Regions from separate parts of the Mus musculus genome. Here all the other regions are linked to region 3. A link is a loop called in an ENCODE intact Hi-C map of the cell type or tissue named here. Cell type or tissue: left cerebral cortex. All regions are shown on one strand. Region 1 overlaps Fras1 (Fraser extracellular matrix complex subunit 1). Region 2 holds the start of Fras1 (Fraser extracellular matrix complex subunit 1). Region 3 overlaps Fras1 (Fraser extracellular matrix complex subunit 1).

Region 1 (8,000 bases), 130 kb after region 3:
TGCGACTCGCTTTCAAACAGCAGTGTTGATATTCACTCTTCCAGAAATGCACGGGAGTGCCTCCTTGTCATGCCTTTGTTCGCACATGGTACCCCAATGCAGCTTCAACCTGCTTGTATGACTCATGCAAAATGGAAACTTAAAAAAAAATCTTATTTCTGGATCATAAGAATCAGTCTGAAAGAGTCTTCATGGCTCACTTCCGGTAACTGCGCTGGGTCAGGTTCTTTTCTTGTTTCTTTCTCTGTCCACCACTCAGTTCATTCCCTTTGTTCTACCTTATTGCTAGTCCTCTCCTTCCCATCTTCCTACTAAGTAATGATGGCATTGTTTTCCATGTCCTTGCATGCATGTTCATTTGCATGTGTGCGTGTATAAACATGCATGTAGAGACCAATAGAGAATCCTGATTGTGATCTTCAGGAACACTGTCCACGTCCTTTGAGACAGGTTCCTCATTAGCCTAGAGCTCATCAAATCGACTGTCTAAACAGAGAACCCCAGGGGTTCCGCTAGCTCTGGGATTCCCAGTACACCCCAACATGTCTACCATTTTTACTTGTATTCTGGGGATCAATGCAGACCCTCATGATTGTAAGGCAAGCACTTTGCTAACTGAGCCATTTCCCTAGCTCCAGAGTGACTGTTGTAATGTGATCTGGTGCATGTTTTGGGGTGTGTATGCTTTCATTGCTCTAGGTACATGTTACAATTCAGAAAAATTTTGGGTGGATATTTCCTTCCTTCTCTTATTTCCTCAGTAAGCAACATGTCTAAGATCCAATATGTGTTGCTTATATAAGTCTAATCCACCCTGCCTAGATAGTGCTTGTCTGTTTTGTTTGCATATCTTTAGCTATTTGTGAGGCCATAGGACTTTTCACCTGTTTGGTGTTTTTATGAACCCTGTCAAATACCTGTGCATTTTCAAAACACCTGGAAATCAGATGTTCTTATTCAGGGGTCTGCATTCGTAAGCTGGAAAGAGAGATGGGTGAAAGGTAGAAACCCAGCCTGGGAAAGATCTTAAGATTGGTGTATAAGGGTCAGATAAGTGTGATGTTGAGTTTTTAGGCAGCGAGCCTTAGACTCTTGGGAACCTGAGGGCTGAGGGAGAGATAGTAGGATAGAAAGGACCTTCTGGACATCTGAGACTCACCATGCAATTTCCTGTGGTTTTCCAAGGGGCTCTTGTTGCTTGGGGGAAGATTGCAAGAAAAGAGTGTGGAGCTTGAGGCACCTGGGAAAGGTGGGGTCCCCTTTGTACAGCAGCTGACATACACCTCAAGGCTCCATTTTTGTCCTTTCTTTCAAGAGAGCCTGCTTCTCCAGGACTCTTTCCCATCTTCTGTCTCTCAGTGAAAATTTCTTTGCTTTTGACCAGAGCAGAGACAGGAGCTGCCAGGTCTCCCTGAAGCCAGTGATCACATGAATACAGTTGGCCTCTCCAAATCTGTCATCTCATTGTATCTTGAGAATTAAATACAACACACATTATTCTCACCAAATGGGAAAGAAAATGAAGGAACTGTGAACTTGAATTTAAGATAGGAACAAATTTTTATCCAACAAGAGCTTCCTACAGGGCTAGGATATAGCTCAGTGGATGCTTAGAGAACATGAGTAAGGCCCTGACTTCCATCTCTAGCTCTGCATGGACTAAGTGTGGCAGTGCTTTACGTCTATGGGTCAGGAACTTGGGGGCCTGAAGTTCAAGGTCAGCTGACAAGGGTGTTTACATCCAGTTTGAGCTAGAGCTCTTGTCTCAAAAGAAGAAACACAATGAAAGTACAAAACAGAGGGTATCTTGTTGAAAAATACAGCCACTGGAGCTTGGGGAAGTGGCTTGTTGTAAAGATGCTCAATGTGTAGACATGAGGATTGAAATTTAAATCCCTAGCAGTCATGTAAAAAGCCAGGCATAGTTGTTCATGAGCTTATAATTCCAGATCTGTGGATGTGCGGAGAAAAACAGGGGGATGACGGTGACATCCTGGCCTTCAGCCTAGCTCCAGGTTCAGTGAAAGACCCTGTATTAAACTAATAAGGTAAAGAGTGATAGAGCAGGATACACAATGTCCTCCTCTGGTCTCCATGAGTTTGTATGGAGATATACACTCACACATGCACACACATGCACCACATACACACACACACACACACACACACACACACACACACACACACACACACACGGAGAAAAAAAACAAACCACTAGCTCCTGACAATAATCCACATCAAGGTCTTCCTAGTCCTTGTGAAATGTAACCTTGCCATAAAATGGATAAAAGACAGAGCAGGAGAACTCACTCAGTGTGTGGCACACCTGCTTAGGGATGCAGCTAGGGCTGGTGCCTTGTGGTTGCCAGTCAGAGTATTATGGTGAACTTAGAATTTGAACCTGGCTTCAATGATGATCAAAGATGGTATACAGGTTCTGACACCTTAAGAGAGGGTGGAAAAGGCCAGCCAAGGGTGATTTTCTTTCCCGGAGCAAAACTGCAGTTCCCAAGCCTGAGCCTATGAGCATCTGACCCCCTGCCTACCATCTGGAAAGGTTTGCTAGAAACAAGAAGTTGCCTGCAGGAAGGGCTTTTAACTCTCAAGGAGATCTGCAATTTATTCCTAGAGAAGCATAGGTTGAAAAGTTTCTAAAAATCTTCTACTTCTATTTTAGCAAGAACAAAAGAAGTTTTTATCTTTAGAATAGAGTTTCCTTATAAAGCTGGCAAAAAGAAGGACATTTATCCATTCTTTTCATTTTTTGAAATGAATTGTTTGACGAACCAACACATGCCCTATTATGCCCCAGAAAAGTCATGGGCCTTCCAGATAAATGATCTACTGTGTGTGAGATAAGAAGACAACTTTGCCTCGTTCACCCTTTCAAAAATTTATTACTGTAATATTCACAATATACAATTCCTACCCTCAATGATCTGAAATGCATCACTAAGCAACATCAGGCTGAAAAGTCAGCGAGCCAGTGACCTTTTCCTCTTCTTAATAACCCAAGTGGAGTACAAGCCACATGTAAACCAAGCCTGCAAGAGGAGATAGCAGGGAGTTGCATACTTTCAGTGCTGGAAATTAGGAATCAGTTGTAAATCACAGCAGGTGTGTGTCATACCAAGGAATGACAGCTCAGTGTGACACTATGCCTGGCCACCAAAGATGCAGTTCCTTTGATATGGAGAAGTGAGGAGGGCCAGCAGGGATCACTGTTACACTTAATAGTAGGTATCAGTGTATCATGTGTATTCATCATCAAAAACACACCTGAGTTTTTAGCATTTAGAAAGTAAATTTTATATCCTCAATGTTAGGGCATTTAAAAGCTCGTACCTTTGCCGTTTCTATGCAAAAGGTGGCTGGTGGCATGGTTTTCCTGTAATGAATAAAAACCTGTGTGTTCTCATTTAGCACACATTTGATGAGCGCTAGACACCAGTGTGAGCACTAGGGGCTTAAAATAACTAAAGCTCGGTCCCCACTTGGGAAGTGACTGCTCCTTGAAGGAGGAAGATAATATTGGAGTAGTTAGGACAAACTGCTGCAGGGAACTCTGCCAGTGAAATTCATCCTCCCACTGCCCTGCTGTCTTGGGTTTCTACGGCAGTGGTAAAGCACCATGACCAAATGCAGCTTGAGGAAGAATGGAGTTTATTTTGCTTATGTATCTAGTCTGAGCCCACCGAGGGAAGTCAGGGCAGCAACTCAAGGCAGGAACCTGAAGGCAGGAACTGAAGCAGAGGAGATGGAGGAAGGCTGTTTACTGGCTGACAGTCGTTGGCTTGCTCAGCTTTCTTTCTTTCTTTCTTTCTTTCTTTCTTTCTTTCTTTCTTTCTTTTTTTTTAGAAGGGGCCATTTGGCTATTCTTTTTTTTTTTATATACGTATTTTCCTCAATTACATTTCCAATGCTATTCCAAAAGTCCCCCACACCCTTCCCGCCCCCCCACTCCTCTACCCACCCATTCCCATTTTTTGGCCCTGGAGTTCCCCTGTACTGGGGCATATAAAGTTTGCAAGTCCAATGGGCCTCTCTTTCCAGTGATGGCCGACTAGGCCATCTTTTGATATATATATGCAGCTAGAGTCAAGAGCTCCGGAGTACTGGTTAGTTCATAATGTTGCACCTATCAGCTTTCTTTCTTATATATCTCAGGACTACCTATTCAGAGGTGACATTATCCCCAGTGGACTGGACTCTTCCATATCAGTTATCAATCCGTTGAAAAGAAAATCCCACCAATCAGGATACTTGCTACAAGTCTTCTATAACATGAGGGCCAAGGCCATGTGAATGCTATGCTCTGACCTGTGGGATCTTTGTACTCTTACTTTCTAAATAATCTTTCCCTTGGCACTACCCAGTGGAATTTTTGTAGTACTCCAGTGAATTCAATGGATGCAATATATCATCTATTTTTTGGTCTAGGCCTCAGGCAATGTGGCTTATGTGGGTCTAGGTAGGAAGGCCTCATAGGCCTCCACAGCACAGCATCTGGAATGTAGCAGCAGCTTCTTATGTAGGTTAGTAGAGCTACTTGACAGGCCATCTTGGAAAAGATGCTGGGCTTTGTGTTTGATGGATGTGTTAGGTAATGTCTTTGTATCAATTCAGAATGAAGAGAAAACTTCATGAAAGATGAGAGATATTTCAGGTGATGGCTACAGTCAGTAATCAAGGGTCACTGAGTGGCATTTCTTGTGTATAGGGTAGAATTGTTTCGGAAATGGTCCTTGCTTCCATTCACAGTTGTGATATAGTATCAGAGTCTCACTGTAAGTATGATGAGGATTTGTGTGTGACCTTTATAAAATATAGATGAAGGAGTTAAGTATGAATGAAGTCACTCAGGAGATGTCTGGAAAACACAACCAGTGTGCTCAGACACAGTCAACAAGGTAGGAAGGTCTGCATGAAGCATACAGTGTTAAGACAGAACTTGATAACAACACAGAGAATTTTGCTCATTCTCTCTCTTCCTATCCCCTAGCCTAAGCCACTGCAATCTTTCAACTGGACCACAGGATACACTGCATAGTGGTAGCCTTGATAACCTATACAAACTCACCTCCTTTCTCCAGGACACTCATGAGAGTTTTGCAAATTTAAATCACATCTTGTATCACTCTTGCATGATCCTTCCATCACTTCACAATACAATTAGGGGAAAAAAATCCCACTTCTGTGCAATGATGTCCAAGGCCACAAGTTGTCCTACTATGTACTACAGAGGCCCAGAAGCTATAAACACAAGGGTAGACCCAGTTTCCCACACTCTATGTTCCACCTCCAAAGACATTGCTTGAGATTGTCTCTGGTTGCCCCCCCCCCCCATAGCTGGATGCTCACCCTCTTTCAGCTCTACTAAAGTGGGTCCCACCCCCGTCCCCCACCCCTGTCCCTCTACTGCAGTATTCCTGGCTATTAATGCAATTAGTAATTATCTTTAAATCCACCAGAGAGAAAAAAATGTCTGAAATTAAGACTTTCTTGTGCAATTTAGAACTGAGAGGGGGATTAGATTCTGAAGTTTGCGATGTAGGTATCTTTTCTTCTGCTCCTAAACAAATACTTAATTAAATCGCTAAGGTATGATTACCCAATCACTTGTAGGCAGCAAATGCATTCATTTTCTCCGCCAATTTTGTTGATCAGAATCAATGCTTCTGGAAAATAGATTGTACTCCATTGTGAAGGAAATGCTATAAAAACGAGGACGATGTGTTAACCAAATCACAGTAGGGGTATCAAAACAAGCAGCTAACCAAGTCGCACAGTGTTCTGCTGTGAAGGGCAAGCCTCCTTTTGCAGAAGGGCTAAAGTAAAGAAGATACACAAATGATTATAAAAGAGAAAATGCTAGAAGAGAAAGAAGACAACAAAATCTTTAGAGACTACCTCTTTTCTGGGAACAGCCTCCACATAGACTCAGAAAGCATGAAAGAAGTGTAAACTTTGGGAGTCCTGGGGATACAATGTGGACCAGTGATGTGGGGGAGAAGAGACAAGACTTGTGAGGGAAGATGGAGGGGCACTGTGGTAGGGAGTGGTAGGGAGTGATAGGGAGATGGGAGGAGGAAAAGGAGAGAGATAAAATTGAATGTATCAATCAAGGGTAGCCAATGATGTTACCCCTCAACTCATTCTTAAGAAGCTAGTGGAGGTGGAAGGAGCCTCCGGAGCCTGCACATACTGTAGTGATTAGGGCAGACAGGGCAAGGAATGAAAGCCATGGCATTTCATTAGTCAGACCATCTTTGCCCAGAAAATTATGATTTCCTTTCCCGTGACTCCCATTACTTTAAAGCCATCAATTTCCTGTTTCAGAGCCCTTAGCCCTTAGCAAAAGCTCACTAAAGTAGTACTTCTGACTCTCAGAGATTGTCTTGCTCTCGCTCTCTCTCTCTCTCTCTCTCTCTCTCTCTTTCTCTCCCTCTCCCTCTCCCTCTCTCCCTCTCCCTCCCCCTCCCCCTCCCCTCCCCTCCCCCTCCCCCTCCCCTTCCCCCTCCCTGCCTCTCTCTTTGAGGGACATGGTGTTTATTTCTTTTAGGGTCAAACCTAGCATTTCAGGAGCCCTGGAACCAGCTTATATCTTCCTGTAGATTCTTAATCTTGGAGTGTGAGAGACAGATAGTCTCTTCTGTGACAGGCTGGGTCACTGACTTTGGTGCTTTTCTACAGTCTGTCATGAGTCCTGTGCAGGTTGCTGGGGTCCCACAGAGAAGCACTGTATGGCCTGCAGAGACCCACTGCAAGTGCTGAGAGATAGCAGCTGTGAGAACACCTGTGGCAATGGCTTCTACAACAGGCAGGGGACCTGCGTTGGTAAGTGCCATGCTGGGCTGGGATGCCCCCTTTATCTCCCTCTGTGTTCAGATCCTAGCACTGATAACTAATGCATCTTTTGCTCATTGAGTATGTGCAGGACTTCTGACATTCACTTCACCTTAGGCATTTATGTATTGTTTTAAACAAGTGGGATCTCCTCTAATGGCCCTGATGGCTTGTTAGACTCGGACTATTCAGTCTATCCTGACCCAGCCCCCTGCTTAAGACTCACAGCTATGTGGAGAGGGGAATCAAGTCCAGTTGGGACATCTCCCTAAGTCTCAAATATCATTCATCCCAGACCACTTCCCTAGTATAATGGAGCAGAGACCCATGCTAGCCCAAGCAGACCCACCTTTGTTTTGATGTCACGGGCTTAAAGGTGAATTGATCACTGTCCAGTCTACTTTTCATGGTCATACGGTCATGATAGCCAGCCCAATCCATCCTCCTTGTGCCAGGCAGAAAGAGATCAACCTCCAAGAGATGTGGACATGTGACAAAAGCACAGATTAACCCATCCCATCTGCCTTTCAATCTCTGACTTGTGAAATGGTGATAAACATAACTCCCAGGCTAAACAGAATATGACCCCCAAGATGTAATCTGGAGATGGGGACAATGCCCTGGAGAATGAGGTGTATCTCAGTGATAATGAGGCAGCATGAGGCAGCAAGGCAGAAGCAGAAAAGGCACAGAAGGATGGATGCAGACGTCAGGGTGATGGGATGACACAGGAAGAATCCCCTGGCTTGAGCAGGCAGAATTTGGGAAACATCAAGGGGATACGTTCTCTTGAGTTTCTCCGAAGAAATGCAGTCCTGTTTCTTAGATTTTAGACGTTGATTTTTAGAACTTCCTACCTCTAATGCTGAAAGAAAATAGATTTGGGTTGTTTCAAACTGGAGTTCATGGTAATTGGTTATAACGAACACTGATTCACACCCAGATGAGAAGGTTCAGAGTAACTGCTTGGTCAGCACTCAAGGCTGCGTTCTAGCAATGACTTTGCTAGATAGATATCATCCTCAAGTTCAGATGAAGAAGCAGAGAGTTAGAGGCAGATATTACCTTGGGTCTCAAAGCTAATGACCAGAATAAGAATCAGGTGTAGCTCTTCAGGCTATAAGTGACTGGAAACCCACTGCCCTGTTCACTAT
Region 2 (8,000 bases), 77 kb before region 3:
TTCGAAACCCAGTCTGTATCTCTCCCGTGTAACCATCCCCAGTTACAAAATGATCAAACCTGGACCAGCTATTTTTATTTAGTCCTCTAAAAATAGCTATCACTCAGTACTGGCTGGAAACCAGACCCCACCCTATCCCTCAACTACCTCCAGTGTGCACACCAGGATGCTTTTGCCCTGACATTGGCTTCCCAGTCTTTGACATTTGGAGGCGCAGCTGGACTCACCCAGACTGTGTGGTGTTTTCATCTTTTAGGAAGCTGTAAAGGTGCACTCACCGTGGGAATCTCAACCTAGAACACACGTGCCCCAAGACTGCTAGGTTGCAGGGAAAACCCCTGAGGGTCCAAAATGCGAAGATGGCCAGTCAGCTCTGCTTCAGGCTCTGTGTTCAGCAGCAGTGGGCATGACGAGAGGTGGAGAAGTAGCAGTTAGGACTTGGGTGTGAGCACCCTGTCCCCAACTAGCCTCTCCTGTGGTACCCTCAACAGTGTCTGAATGGAGACCTAACCTCCTGTTTCCACCCGCCCTCGGTGTGACCACTTTTGATCCCGCCTCAGACAAAGCCAATGCAACTCCTGCAGGATGAATAAGGGGATCAGGTTGCTCTCTCGCCTTCCCCCACCCCCTCACCGCGGCTCCCCTTCCCCACGTGACTCTCTGGAATCTTTGCCAAAGCTCGTAGTCTCTGAGTCCATTTTCACACCCAGCAAAGGAGAGAGGAAGGAGGCGAGAGAGGCTGAGGAAGGCGGAGCGTGCGTGCTTTAAATGCGAGGATCCACTCGGGGACTTATCCTGTGCGTTTCCAGGCCCCTCATCTGGGGAGCATTGAGTTCGGAGGGGTCTTTTCCAGCCTCTCTCTTTCCTCCTTGCATCTACAATTATGGCTCCACCTCCACTTGGGTAATCGCACCTCCGCCCTGCAGCGCAGCTCGGGGTGCACGGTGCGGGGAGGTGGGCGTCGGTGTGGAGCAAGCCGCGCCCCTCTGCCCTCCTCCTCTCGGCGAGGGGCGGGCGCGAGAAAGTGGCAGCAGCGCCCCCCGCGCCGCCTTCCGCGCGGAGCTCTGGAAGCGCCTGCAGCAGCCGGGCGGCGTGGTGCGGTGCGGCTGCAGCGCCCCCGAGTCCCGGAGCTCCTGCAGGGCCGCACAAAGTTTGCAACCAGCGGCCCTGCACCGCCCAGCTCCCCGAGCGCTGCTGTAGCCCGGCCCGGCGTGTTCGCGGGGACCCGCCTCGGCCGATGCTACACGGACAGACGGGGGCGTGCCGAGAGAACTTTGAAAAGCTGCCGAGGAGGAACCTGCTCCTGCAGCTCGCCAGTTGGGGACCTCCGGAGGAACTGGTCTAGCCCGAGGCAATGCTGCGGAATCCCAGCAGCCGCTGACCTGCAACTTTCCTGCTAGTCTTGGCGGCGATCTGAGCTTTGCCTCCTCCTCGCAGCCTCGGCTCACGTTGGTGGCCGCTCTGCTGGAGAACCCAGTGAGCCTCGGGGCTGACTGAGTGTTACTGTCGGCCGCATCCTTCTGCGGTCCACCCGGCCAACCTCGGCTCCCGGCCCAGCAGCCAGCGCTTCCCCAGTGTCTGTGCGTCCCGGTTCCCGGCGCCGGCGCCACAGCCTGAGGTTTGGCAGAGAGCAGGTTCTTGGATGCTGAAGGCTGGGATCTTCCTGCGAGAGTGCCGCGGCGGCGATGGGTGTCCTCAAAGCGTGGCTCGGGGTGGCCCTAGCGCTGGCGGAATTTGCAGTATTGCCTAATTGTGAAGGTAAAAAAGAGCGGAACCCCGTGTGAGTTCGACTGTGCAGTTTAAGACACTCAGCCGGGTTTAGTGCTGTGGGTTGTTGGGTGGAAGTTTTGATTTGAGGCGATAGGTGGACACGGAGTGGATTTCCTTTTCAGCTGAAATCCCCACTCCTGGTTTCTCTTGCGGTCAAACCTCAGCCCGGCCACGGCCTCCTCTTTGCTTTTTGCGGGTGGGTGGCCTTTTGAGGTGATATTTCTGAACCCGGATGAATCTTCCTTCCACTTCTACCCTACTCCTCAAGGAAAAGCAACTACTCGGAACCTAGGTGAGAAGCGAGCAGTTGCTCTCACTTTTGTGGAATAAAATCCTCACCCAAGCTCCACTGTTCTATTTTGCTTTCCTCGCCCCAGTAACTCGCCCCCCCTCCCCTTAAAGACCACTTAAGATTTTATAAGTAGTATTCTGGATGTTGAGATTTCAGTTGTAATGAAATAAATTTTACTCGGGAGCGAGAGCACGAGGCTGCCTGCTTCTCAAGGAACAAAAAGTGGTCAAAGAGCATGTATGCACTTCTCTTCTCCCTAGGTTTTCATTGCGCGCGCGCGCGGGGGGGGGGGGGGTGTTCCAGTCCACTTCTTCAAGAGCTTGGGGAGAGAAAGGAGACTTGAGTGTTGTCATCAGGATAGCTTTCGTAATCTCAGCTCAGATAATACATCAGTAAATCTGATGAGGGGTGTGTGTGTGTGTGTGACATGTTGAGTCTGGTGCTGCTTCCCCCCGCCCCGCCCCCCCCCCCGCGCCCCTAGGCGCGCTGAGAGCTCCCACCTGCTCAGAGCCGCGGGGACAGTGGCTGGGTTAGCATTTGCAGAGGGGGAAGGTGGCAGGCTGGGAGAGAGACAACTTCATCCACGGCTGGGCTCTGGACTTTCTGCTTCCACTCCCGGCTCCATTCATTATTCATCCAGCTGCAGGAAGAGTTCACCTGCCCAGTCGCAAATCATATAGGCAGTGGCGTGCACGTGTCGCTTTTCCTGCATCATAGGTGCTGAAAGGGGGCAACTGGAGATTCAGGAGGGTAAAATCTCAGGTGGGCTTCCAGTCTTCAGACCAGTGGCACCTCTCTTCCTTACCATTTTTTTCTCATAGCAAGCAGCCTGGCCTTGGAAGTCCACTCGTGGACTTTCCCCACAGGTTTAGGCACCACCTTCTCACACTGTCGTGGGAATTATGTCAGAAAGATACTATTTCCAGGAAAAACACGCCTGGGGAGCTGTGCAGAGTTTTTCAAACTATGGACAACCTGTTTTAAAAGAATTGTGTGTGTGTGTGTGTGTGTGTGTGTGTGCATGGTTTTTGCATACAAAAAAAACCCCAACCTTGTAAGGTTTAATTATAGTAATTAACCAGATGGGAGAGTCAGCCCGGGCGCCTCAAACTTCAACTTAGAGCTCAGAAAAATTACAGTTACACTTGGTGGCAGTTTCTTATTTAAAAATTATATCCCAACAACACAGAGACTATGCTATCACTCCTGGATTGCTCACCAGGGGGCAGTTGGAGCGATGCTGTTTCTCAGAAGCAAATCTCTTGAAATGACAAAAGCCATTATTATTAAGAGGCTATGGGGTATGCTCTTTGGAGGGCTGGTAGATATAGCTGGCAAAGTGTCTGAAGTGCGCTCACACTGAAGTGTGTGTGTCCTTACAAGGTGGAGAACTTTGCATCTATTTTCTTTACTCACTTTCAGAGCATTCTGCATCTGCTCACAAATTAGGTCCTAGATTGCAAAAGGTCCGAGAACTCCCAACCAAACCTAGATGCTTGGCTCTGAGTGAATGAACCCAGCTACGGATCACATATTATTCCCCGTGCTATGCCGAGTAGTTTACACACCATATCTCATTTAATTTGTTTACTTGTGTGATGATGGTCGTACACATACGAATCAGCTGTCCTCTGATTAGGCTGTTCCTTTGAGCCAGTCAAGGCTCTCTTTGCAAAGAGATTGAGACGGAAAACTTGTGAACTTTAGAGATTCCCTTAAGTGTTGTTATTCACCCAGGGAACACTTTTTAAACCAGGCATCTACATATGCTTTGCTGGACGGGCCATATCATCACATTTCAGCCTGCCAGCTCATGGGAGAACTCACTGTTTTCTTCTTTGTGAACAACAGGGAGTGCAGTACTCCAATGAATTCTTCCTACAGCGACTTTAGTGACTCTGAGAGCAGCTCCAGCAACTCCTCTGTCTCCACCCTGGCTCTTGGCACTCTGAGTTCTCGAGAGCACCAATCAGAAGAGGGAATGCCAAATAACATTCTTTTCAATTAACTTAAATAGATCAGCCTCTGTGATGAACTAGCTGACCTTGAATGAACCATCTAACTAGATGAGGGAGGTATTATGTCGTGATAGCTTTAAATATGCTTTGTAATTATGAGAGAGAGGGCGGGAGAGAGAGATAGACAGATATATATAGAGAGATCAGGGGTGAGAGCTATAGATCAGTGATCAGTAGTAGAGCTTTTGCCCAAGGCCCTGAGTTCAACACCCAGAAAGGCAAGGAAAAAAAAAAGGTTGTGCTGAGACTTTCGGGTTCTAAATTTTATCTTAAGTATCAAGAGAAAGATGAATTTTTATAACCAGGTTGATGGTAGTGTTATCGTATATTGCCTCAAGATTGCTAAGCTGATAAACTGTGATTTGAGGGCTTAATAAAATCAAAAAGTCACAGGGAAGCTTCAAGCATGGCTGCTTTCTGAATCCGGGAAACCGGAACAGCATTTTCTGGAGACTCATCTTGAGTGGTGCTCACATGTAGAAATTATGCGGGTTTAAACCAGATAGACGCCGGGTATGGACTTGGGAAATACTGTTGGAGACCTGAGCCCTAGATTGGGTCTACTACTACTGCCCCCTACCCCATGACTTCAGCTAAGCCTTCACATCGCTCTAGTTTCTCCTATGCCCATTATTAACAGATTACAGTGGAGAGGCTCATTTGATGGAGACTTTGTTTTATTTTCAGATACATCAGTAGTTTTGGTTCTGTGTTTGGCCAGAGAGTTCCTTTGGTGAGGCATTCTGTGCTTGAAGCTCAGCATTGGAGAAGGACTGCATTGGCTGGACAAGCAGCCCTCCCCTCCATCTTTCATTCTGTAAACCTTTATTGAGAGCTCCTAGGTCATGTTAGCCTTGGTGGGACTTGGGACTTCTTACATCTTCGGGAACAAGCAAAACATTCCTTGCATGTCTGATTGGTCTTCAAAGGTATTTACATATCCCCAAATTTATAATACCGGTGAAAGAGCAGAAGAGCTGTGAGGACTTGTGGTCCTTCTTGGGTCTCTCAGGATTGAGATTTTTACAGGCTCCAGTTGATTGATACTGACCGCAACTTTACACGCTTTGGTTTTCATCATACCCTGCAAGTAGAAACAGATACATGATGTATTATCATAGGTTCTTGTTTCTAATATACTGCTTTCCCACTCCCTTCTGGGATTAGATTTTGTGTATCGGCTTCCTCATAGACATCCTGGAGTAGGGACACAGCCATCCATAATCACCGTTATGGATTTGGGTGGCAACCTCACTCAATATTACTCAGGCACGAGTAGCCATAAAACACTCCACTACATGGGCTCAGAGGAGGAGAGGGACTGCCACCGGCCAAGCTGGAGCCTCATGCCAAATCTTATGGTGGCTCAGAAGCAGTTGGCCAGTTTTTGTTTTACTATTCTATTAATTGATCTGCATCCTAGCTGACAGTCATCAGGACATGAGCCATCCTGCCAGTCTAGAAATGATTCTATTTTAACTATTCCACAGTGTGCCCAGCCATATGCTGAATTATATTAACATAAAGTTTGAACATTTAAATGCCAACTTGTGGCTGCTTGATCCTAATGAGTCATCTTTTTGGAATACCCTGTATACTGGCTACTTTTATGTCAACTTGAAACAAGCTAGAGTTATCTGAAAGGAGGGAACCCAACGGAGAAAAAAAATACCTTCATAAGATGCAGCTGTAAAGCATTTTCTTAATTAGTGATTGATGGGGGAAGGCCCATCCCATTGTGAGTGGTGCCATCCCTTGGCTGGTGGTCCTAGGTTCTATAAGAAAGCAGGCTGAGCAAGCCAGTGAGCAGCACCTCTTTGTGACCTTTGCATCAGCTTCTGCTTCCAGATGTTTCTGCCTCCAGATGTCTCATCAGAGCAATAGTAACCCTAACTAGGACACACTGCTCTTTACATATCTTATCTAATGACTCTATGTGCCATGATTTCTTCTGACCTGTGTGTCTGTTGTGTGGCAGACTTTTCATGGGAAGACGTAACACATACATGTATAGCTATTCACCCCAAATAGGAGTCCATGATAGATCAAAGTAGGATACCATCAAAGTTCAACTTCGTGAACTTCTTGTTTGCAACTGGACTCCTCTGAGAGTGACTCTCATCAGCCTTTAATCGTTATATACTCTCAGGGTGGGGGGAGTGGAAGGGACCTAGTGAATCTGGTTAGCTTCAGGGACTTCCTGAAGCTATTTTGAGTTTACTTCCTCGTTGTAAACATCCAAAGTTCCCCTGAACATGCAAAGTTTTCATCAAGGAGGAAACTTCTCTACAAAAATCTGACATTTTGTGGCTGTTGGATTTTAATTGACCCAGTTACCAGTTACTATCTCTGTGGCAAATAGTTTTGGATGGAAGTATGTTCCACATTATATCTCAAAGTTTCCCTAAAAATATTGAGCTTTTTATGGGAGCTTCAGAAAGGAGTACATTATATTCTCCAAGAGACTTCAGAAAAGAAGCCCCCTGGGGCTTTTATTTTATCCAGGTAACATTCTGCATATGTGACTCAGAAGAAATAAACCAAGCAGCCAGGGAGAACAGCCCAGTCTCGGGATATAGGCTTATCATGGTGCTCTGTGTGTGTAGTGGCAATATGCCCCACTGTAGAAGTTAAGATCCTGGTGTCTCAGACATAGTTCATGCCCTGAAACTAGAGATTGCCTTAGCTTGAGAACTCCCGCTCCAACTGTCCCCCTGCCCCCTAGTTTTCCTGTAAAGAAAGCCCATTTCTCCTTCTAGATCTCTACCATTTCTAACGGTTCATCTAAAGCTATAGTTTTTCTTAAGTCCATCAAGTTCAAACCATGGGCCCACAGGGTGGTTCTAGAACCCCTTAAGAACAAGCAGAGTGAGTGACTGTGTTTTCCCTGTGAAGTAACTGGACAGAATAAAGACCTCTCTGCCTTTCTTGTGCCAGGAGATGCTCCCAGCACCCCCTGCCAGAAAACATCACAGCTTCGTCTGTTGGTGGGTGTGCAGCCTGCCATAGTGTGGGAGAAATATGCTTGCTCTGGAAGGCCTCGTCTGGCTTTGGGTGATGATAAATGTTTAATGGGACTGGGCATCGTACTGGAATGCTTTATTCTCTCTGGAGAGTAGGACTGAGGTTTTGGAAAGTGTGTTAATGGAGGCTCACATAGGCAGCTGCCTTCTGGGTTGCACGGTTTGTTTTAGGGAAGCCCTCAGAGGGCGAAGCTTATTTCTTTTGGAATTGCACATCATGGAGTAACCCAAATTGAGTTGTTTCTTTTTCTAATGATGGAATTTATCAGCCACATATTGTTTGACTTAGGTCTGTCCCAGATGCTTGGCTTAAACAAGCACAAATGTAAGGCCATTCTCGAGGCTGCTGGGTATTTTCGTGTTGCTGTGAGTTTATAGGTTCTGACCAGACTTCCAAAATGGGCTTTGCTATGGCTGCTTGCTTATTTCGTAAGGTGCTGGATGACCTAACGAGCATTGAAAAGAAGCTTATTTTGCAAGACAACATTATGGAGACAGGAGCTAAGACTATAGTGATATACCCTGTAATGATGTGACAGACAGTGTATGTGCTGGCTCTAGGTGATACTACCCGGGTCTGTGTTGGTGTCTGAGTTTGTGTCATTACACTATGATGTTCACATGACAATGTCACTACTTTATGATGAACATTTCTTGGAAAGCTACCTTATATGACTGTATGGGAAGATGATCTTTCTCCAAAGGGTAACTATTGCTTTATCCTCGAAGCTGAAATTTCTTAGATTATTTTAAAGGTTGCACACACTTAAAAATACATGATAAATGCACACAATTTTATCTATGAGTTCAGAGAAAACCCGAATATGCCACAGATATCCAATTGTTTAGTTATTAAGAGATTAATAGTCTGAAAAGATGATTCAGTTTTTTTAAATT
Region 3 (8,000 bases):
GGAAGATTTTGTTGATCGCAGCTGTTAACTTGAGGATCATGGTCACAGAGACACAATAACTTGCCCAGGTAATTGAACTCTTAGGGCAGGTAATGTCTTCGTTGGGATCCACCCTCTTTTGAACATTTGCCGTAATAAATCATAGTGCCTATGAATGCACAGGGTTTCATAAAGTCCTGTGAAATTCAAGGAAGGCACACACCAGCAAAATCCAGGTGACATCCCTCTGACTGGCAGTAGAAGACCCCAGCTCCCTACACATAAAACATTTTTGTTTTAAATTTGGAACTAATGGGTGTGAGAAATAGTCTTGTTTTGAAAACTTACCATCCAAGAATGTAATTCATGCTTTTGGGAGTTTGGGGTGCTTTTCAATATTTCCCTTTTTCCTTCTGTGCTGAATGAAGATACAGATTTGGAATTCTATTGCCTTTTTTTGCTTTGGCATCCTGCACTGGCCCAGTAACAGCATAATCCTGGCAGTGGCAGAATTGGGGCAGTGCCCAAAGATCAGAAAATCCCACAGTGAGTGGCATGCTTTAACTCATCGGCCCCTTATCTGTAGATGTGTGGTGGGGCTTCAAACTTCAGATCTGGTCTCTCCCCTTCTCCATCTTAACTTGTTTCTGAGGTGTTTGCATTTCTGTTTTCTATAAGCCCACTGTGCTGCTACCAGACAGAGCAAAGAAGTCCAGCTGTGAAGATAGGATACACAGTGCTTTCTAAACAGTTTCTTTTATGGCCATTCTCCTCACTCTGTAGAGGCTCAGGTACACCTGGACATCTTGTTCCCTGTGCATGCGAGGCAGCTCTGTGCCTTAGTTTTTCATTCCATAGTGGTTTTCATCATGACGTATAGCTGAGCCATTGTTTTTTGTTTGTTTGTTTGTTTTGTGCTTGTTTGTTTTTACAAATGTCTAGGTGTTCCATTCTACAAATGGGTGTCTTGTTTTTATTCCATTTTCTTATGGATATTCCTCTCTTCCTCAGGTAGGCAGCATCCTTCCTATCCTTATAGGCGCTGCTCACTTAAGTGTGTGTTGCCTAGAGGGCTGCTTTTTCTAACCTAGGGAAGGCAAGCCAGTGAAAGCATAGGAATACATCTGTCACTACCTGCACCTCCCTATACCCTCTTGGCCTATGAGAGATGGTATGTGTTTGTATGTTTGCCAATGTCAGAGCTACCGTGGTGGCTCCAGGAAGCAGCGGAGCGTGGACAAGCAAGTGGGTACTGTCAGTGGTGAATCTGTAGATTGGACATAATGAAGCAGAAAATCAAGATGCTTCCCTGTCAGAATTTTCAAGGTCAGTGCTGCTGTTCACTTTCTTTTCAAGTCAGGTTAGCGCAGGACTTCATTCCAGCAGCTCTGAGTGCCTTCCTGGACAGGAGGTAGGTCCCAGAGCTTCTAAAACCCATCTTAGGAAGAATGCACAAACTCTCCAAGGACACAGAAATGTCAGGTTTAGCCTGCCTTCAAGCGACCAGGCTAAACTTTAGAAAAGATAGTAGTCTTCAAACTTTTTATACAGGAGGGACTTGTTTTTCAAAAGAACTGTCTTTATCACCTCCAGTACACAGAAGGGAGAAAATGGTGTGGGAACTGCAGGTTTTGGCAGTGCTAGGGATCTGGTTGGTTTTCATCAACAATTTCAGCAGCTAGGTGTCTTCATAGACTACAGGCTATGAGGTTGACCAGATGGCATTTCTTTTCAACCAAGGCATTATGTCTTTTCTTTGTCTGTAGAGAGAGTTTAGGTGCTATGAAGAGTCTGTTTTACACATAATTTCAAACAGGAAACACCTTCCTACTGGCCCCCTCCCCCTTTTTTTAAGCAGTCTACCTTTACTTTGTTAAGTTGAAGAGTCTTTCTGATGGTTGAAGATAAGGTGTATCACTTTAGTTAACTTTTAGCTACTAAAGGAAAAGCTTAAAAGTATTTGAACTGCAGAAACTAGCTTGTAAGGGCAGCAAGCATTTCTACAAATTCCAAAGCCTGTGAGATTGATTGCTTTTAGTGTTTACTATGGCCAAATGATTAACTAGGACCCTGCAAGGAGGCCTCTGAGAGATGATTTATGCTCTGAATGTCGGAAGGATGTTTGCATATAACCATCAGAGGGTTTTTATTTCTTTTTTCTTTTCTTTTCTTTTTTTTTTTTTTTTGAGGCCCTTTAAACTTTGCCTATCTTGGGGACAGTCACTACTTCCATCATTTTTCTTTCCTTTTGTATTTTATTGTCTTCCACAGAGGCCCAAGCCATCCTCTTAATATTTACAGAGTTTGGTGGAGCTAGGATTTCTTGGGGGTTCCCCTTCGTCTGTGGGAGAGAAGTGTGCTTCAGGTCTTCTGAAGTTTTTGCTACCACCAATGAGGGAGCAGATTTTATGATTAATCAGTTTCCCAAACTAAAGAAATACAATTCTCACAAACACTGAAATATATCATAATTATTTAGAGTTTCAAAATGAAATGTATGCTGATCTAAGCTTGGACCAGCTTTTATGGAATTTTCTTTCCAACACTTTTTCTCATATTTTCATTATGGATGGAAAATTCAAGTTTGTCCACATTGAAGTAGCATGTTTTATTTTTTTTAAAAATTCTTGATGAGGACCAGGCATGGTGGCACAAACCTTTAATCCCACCACATAGGAGGCAGAGGTAGGTAGATCTCTGAGAGGTCAAGGCTAGCCAGGGCCTTACTTTCTCAAAACCAAAAACAACAGGAGACAACAACAACCATTACTACTATTGCTGCTGCTACTTAGGGAGCACCCACCATGTGCCGTTGGGCTTGTAGGTTGCTGAGATACAAAAGTGGACAGGGCAGACCCACTGCCTGCCTTCAATGAAGCCCTGGTCTTATTTTTAAGTCTATACTTCTAAAAATATCTGCTAAGAAGTCTGCTGTTCCACCCTTCCCACGGGACATTGTTTGAGGGAGTCCGTATACTGCAGGATGCAAAATTGTCATGTTGGTGGGACTTGAATTCTCTGTGCCTTTAGAGCAGGGCTAATAGAAGAGGAGGATCACATTCCTGTTCTGAGCACAGTGACAAGGGTTCTTAAAGAACCCACTGTCCCTCAGAGGCAGGTAGGTGAAGGAAGAGGAAGGTGATTGTCTTTAAAATTCATTCTCCTTTAGGTGTAATGCTGACCTAAAGAGAAGGAGAAATCCATGGCGATTCTCTGGTAACAAGAACCTAGAGAGTCAACACCTGCCCAGTGGATACAGATGTGCTGCCCTTGCTGCCCAGAGAGGTGGCTTTCCAGAACCTGTCTCTTTTCTTATGTGTACATTACCCAGCAGGAGTACAAAGGCAGAGCAGCAGACCAGACCTTCAGGATTTCTTTCTTGCTGTTGGGAAGGCGTGTTAACATTTAACGACAGCACATAACTTTGTTCACTTGGGCAATGAGTACTTTAGCCTGTGGATGGATGGAATCATACTGGTCAATACTGTTCTGAAAAGGAGCAATTCTAAATAGCTGGTTCAGATGCTCGGCCCATCTATTCTGTCACACCACAATATAATTTGTCGTATCATTATGCTGTATTTTAGAATTGATGCCTTTTCTGGTGAATCCATATATGTTGGAGAACTATCTTTTGCATCGCCTTTTGCAAGATGAGGTGTGTCTGAAGGCAGTTTTTTCCTGTTCCAAGGAAGACTAAGGTATAATAAGCAGGAGACTGGGAAATTTAACACAGCAGAATACATGGAATCAGATGGAGTTTCTTGCCATTGCACCTTTGTGAAGGGTTCAGGGTTTCTTATCCTAGACTCTCAGGGAGAGTAATATACCTAACAGTTTTAAGTGGGGTCCATATTTTAATTTAGAAAATGAAGGTTCTTTCAGGTTATGTCCATGTGTTTCCTCCCTGATGGAAGCAAGCATTTTTTAGTTTAAGAAATGACTGTGTCAGGCATGTGGCAAACACCTTTAACCCAAGGTGGGGCAGAGAAGGCAGATCTACTTAATTTTCAGGCTATCCTGGTCTCCATAAACAGTTTCTGGGCAGCCAGTGCTACATAGTGAGACTCCTGTCTCCCCAAACCAATCCAAAAGCCAAAACAACAACAACACAAAAACAAAAGATCCTTCTTTTGCACATTTCATCTGTTTTTTAAAAGTAATATACATTTCCAAATATTTGCTGTTCATTGGAGAAGTCCAAAGCCAATAACTCTCAGAGAATGACTGACTGTGTTTTGGGGAGTTGGTAGATTAATTATGCAGGCATTTATGAAGGTCTAACTGCACTTGGCAGGACAGTGGGAATGAATGCACACTGGTGGTAAGGCTCCTTGTATGATATAACTATAAATTGATGAATATTTTTTTTAGGAGATTGGTCTCAGCACCTGCAGTCATGTTCCATCCACCCACCAGGCCTGCTCCCTTCATGCCTAAATATAGAATCGTGCTCTCCACTCCCTTCTGTTCTCAGTGACCTGCCATGAGTTTAAACTTCTGTTGTTGCTTGCCTATTGTGGCTGTAGTTTAAAGCTCCCACTCCTTCCGGTTTGTGTTGTGACTCCTTTCACATTCACTCCCAGGCTGCTCCACACTGAGTGTCCAGTGATATTTTAACTGAAGATCGGTTAGATCCCTAGATGACTTTTGTTGTTGTTTTGTTTTAATAGCATAAAAAAGCCCTTTCTGATCCTGTTCTGGCCAGGTTCAGCTTCCTCACCTGCGCGCTGGGATCTGGAATATTCCGTGACACTGTCTGTTCAGCTGTGAGCTCTGTGTAGACAGAATCTGTGTCTGCATGTATGTATCTCTTGGTCTCTGCCGTGCAGAATGGTAACAAAATTTAGTGAGGGCCGTATCTGCTTTTGCAGAGGTCACTGAGTTATGTCTCCTCTCTAAACCTTGCCAAGTATGAGCTTGTTAGCAAGCCAAACTATATCGCCTTTTGTTTAATTCCACAGTGTTTGTCAGAATGTTTTGAGAAATGGTAAAATAGATGGTTCTTGCCTCTTATGTGTAACACAACTACACACACACATACACACACACACTTGCAGAGTGTTAAAGACTGTCTGTGTACTTCATAAGGTTGTCCTCCCCGCATCTGCTCTGAGGAGGTGTGATTAAGTTCCACAATGACAGACAGTAGGAGAGTCAGAACAATTGTCCAGATTCTCCCACACTGAGTTCTCCCTGCTGTCTTTTGCCTTTCTGTTATCTTGAGTAGAGGCCACTTAATACAGCTTGCATTGTGACATCAATTCTAGCACTTACCCTGTGACATTTAGCCAGAGTTTATGGATCCTGTGTTATTTTGAGACCGTTCTTGCCCAACTTCATCAAATGCTTTGCTTTAGAAATGCTGACAGTTCTTCAGATTATTTTGTGGTGTCAAAAAAGTTTTATGTTCTATAAAATTTGGGGAGTTGATATTATTCACTGTGATTTTCTTTCTTCACAGCTACTTGTAATTTATGCTTATTTTGTTTCATAAGTCTAGGAGATTGCATGGATACATGCACAGCTAACACAAGGCATGGCCTTCCTGTTCCCAATGGCCCTGCCCACTCCAGGCTTGGTGTCTTCCGGGGTGTTTCATGGAAACTCAGAGACCAAGAGTCTCCTTTGTCTTCTTATTCTTTCTCAGTGAGTGGTGTACTCTTTAGCAGTGATTGTAAGGACTGGGGTTATAGCTCAGAGGTTATGAGCACTGGCTGCTCTTCTAGAGTAGCTGCATTAGATTCCCAGTACAGGAGCTCACAACCGTCTGTAACTCAAGTTCTAGGGGATCCAATGCCCCTTTCTTGTCTGAGCACTGTATGCACCTGGTACACAAACACTTATGTAGGTAAAACGCACAGACACATAAAAATAAAAAGAAGTGAATCTTGAAAAATAACTTGATCGTGTTATCTCAATGTAAGGAAGTGGAGACTAAGGAGTCAGTCAAGCAACTTCTTTAGACAATTTTGGACTTGACCTAAAAACACATTTTTTTTAGCACAAGATTTTATAAAAAGATTTTAAAAGGAAGGAGCGAACTTACATGGAGCTATCCTATACGTGCCACCCAGCTGGAGAGAGGTAGTATCATCTGCCTATTTTGATGCCCTTTCTTCAACATTATGCATGCTTTGTACCTTTTAAGTTCTAAAGAAATTAACCTGACATTGGGAAGATAAGAAGATATTAAAAATTTTTTAGCTCCTTTTAATTGCATTTATGTAATTCTATTCTCATAACTACTTGAAATAATTCTTCTTGTTATTATTTTAAAACACATACAAAACCAGGAAAATCCATTTTTAATCCCCATAAAGAGAAACAAAAAACAAGCAAACTGGCGATCTTAGCAGGTGAGTAATTAAAAGCAAACAAAACCAAGTGATCTGGGAGCCAGCATGCACAGCCAGAGAGCCTGAGAGTGTGCATGCTGCTCTGGAGAGTAAATGTCCTTGAACAGCAGCAACCTAATTGGATTGACCCCAGCAGCTTGTGTCCCCTCTGTAGTCTGAGGTGCTTCCTCTGACATTTTCCTGGTCCATGAGAAAAGAGGGCACGAGGTGGAATGTGACTTTGACGGCCACCTGTAACGATAAGGTCTTAGGTCTATTTAGTACATCACTTCTCTATGGTATCAGATATTAAACACTGATGTTGTTGCTGTAAGCTATAAGGACTTTTATACCATCATGTGGTCATCTTTCTATCCCAAGCACTCGCAATAGAACCTGGTTTCTGATGGGTTCTCAGTGGCTAAAGCAAGAGTCCCTACAAGGTAGGGTGCCCTTGGTTAAGAACCCCCATGTGGATCGCTTAAATTTAAAATGGACCAATATAATACAAACAAAAACATTTTGGCATGTGTTTGATTTAAGAAAACTACCATTGCTGGCCATGGTGGGTCATGCCTTTAGACCCAGTACTTGGCAGGTGGATCTCTGTGAGTTCGAGGCCAGCCTACTTAACATAGCTTGTTCTAAGACAGCAGGACTACATTGAAAGACCCGGTCTCAACAAACAAAAGAAGAAAAGAAAAACTCATCATTTTGGAAACAAACTGGAGGAGAAAATTAAATTGACCTAATTTTACTCCGAGTACATATGCACAGAATAAAATAAACAGTACAATTTGTAATGAAAGGGGAAATAAGCAAAAATAATCCAAGGCAGGGTGAGATCATAGCCAGAAAGCCAAGTTATTTCTCAAAACGATTATTTCTGGTATGACCTTCTCTTCAAGCTAACTGATGAGACAATCACTTGCTTCCTCTAGAACAGCAGCACTCGGCTTTCTAGGGCTTATTTATAACCTCCTGTGAAGAGCAGGCAGTGAAGAAGAAAGCTTAATTATGCATTTTCCACTCAGTGCTTCCATATGGCCAGGAAGAAATATGATTCCTCTTGTATTGTAGTATCTTTTCCATCTGAGCAAACATACCTGGCTTAAGCCCCACGCCGGAAGTCAATTTGGTAGTTTCTTGTGTAGGGTGAAACCCACAGCCTCTTGCAGAGTTGGTTAGTAGCCATCAGTGGGATCTCTGTTAGCTCTTTTCCATTAGGGAGATGAATTTCGTTTCCAAAGCTGTGATCTAGGAGAGTTGCCAAGCAGCTACAGTTAAAAGAAAAAATACACAAAACCCAGCAAACATGGCAATTCTTTCATGTGGCCCTCTCTTCCTTTGTGCTCATTAAGCTAGCTGCTGGCTGACCAGTTCTGAAATACAATCCCTGAGTCCCTATGCCTTGGGCTGTTTCTAAGCCCTTGGAACCTCAGTCAAAGCTTGATTTCAAGTAGTTGGCCACTCAGTACTCAAAGGGTGACCATCCAAGATGGAATTGAGAGACTCTAGAAGTTTATTGAAGGATTTTTCAGCTCTACTTTTGTGAGGTTTGCAGAACATTTGCAAAGGTTCTGTGCCCCTCACAGAAAAGAACATTGTGAAGTCCTTGTGTTTCAGAGCATCCTCTGGCTCTTTGACAGGATCTGTAGTGTGCCTTAGAACTCTAAATGTGTG

The links. Hi-C counts contacts between places; a loop is a spot of excess contacts. Peaks named below come from ENCODE experiments on the same cell type or tissue, not always from the same donor. Only the 100,000 strongest peaks of a DNase experiment are listed, where the experiment ranks them.
Region 1: a loop joins it to region 3, with 7 times the contacts of the local background. A loop is called at or near these places in 2 of 42 quality-filtered maps.
Region 2: it touches region 3 in a loop (4-fold over the local background); 3 of 42 quality-filtered maps call a loop at or near these places.

What each region holds. Positions count from the first base shown.
Region 1 is chr5:96,581,386-96,589,385 of GRCm38, forward strand. It overlaps Fras1 (Fraser extracellular matrix complex subunit 1), which reads left to right. Exons shown (of 74, transcript NM_175473.3): 15 at 6,694-6,837. Among named protein-coding and RNA genes, the nearest start is that of Gm52781, 120 kb to the right of the region's middle. In left cerebral cortex, a CTCF peak has its summit at 3,465; a DNase peak (open chromatin) is centred at 3,548.
Region 2 is chr5:96,373,128-96,381,127 of GRCm38, forward strand. It overlaps Fras1 (Fraser extracellular matrix complex subunit 1), which reads left to right and starts at 828. Exons shown (of 74, transcript NM_175473.3): 1 at 828-1,758. The coding sequence starts at 1,686. In left cerebral cortex, CTCF peaks have their summits at 1,072, 1,271 and 3,271 (motif pointing right); DNase peaks (open chromatin) are centred at 756, 973, 1,301, 1,586 and 4 more places; H3K4me3 peaks cover 3,081 bases; H3K27ac peaks cover 1,460 bases.
Region 3 is chr5:96,450,205-96,458,204 of GRCm38, forward strand. The region is part of intron 2 of Fras1 (Fraser extracellular matrix complex subunit 1); the gene reads left to right. Gm33050 (a long non-coding RNA gene) reads right to left here. Exons shown (of 3, transcript XR_389343.2): 2 at 1-7,574. Among named protein-coding and RNA genes, the nearest start is that of Gm33050, 5.2 kb to the right of the region's middle. In left cerebral cortex, no CTCF peak of the experiment used is centred here; DNase peaks (open chromatin) are centred at 4,482, 4,802, 5,099, 5,728 and 3 more places; H3K27ac peaks cover 2,760 bases.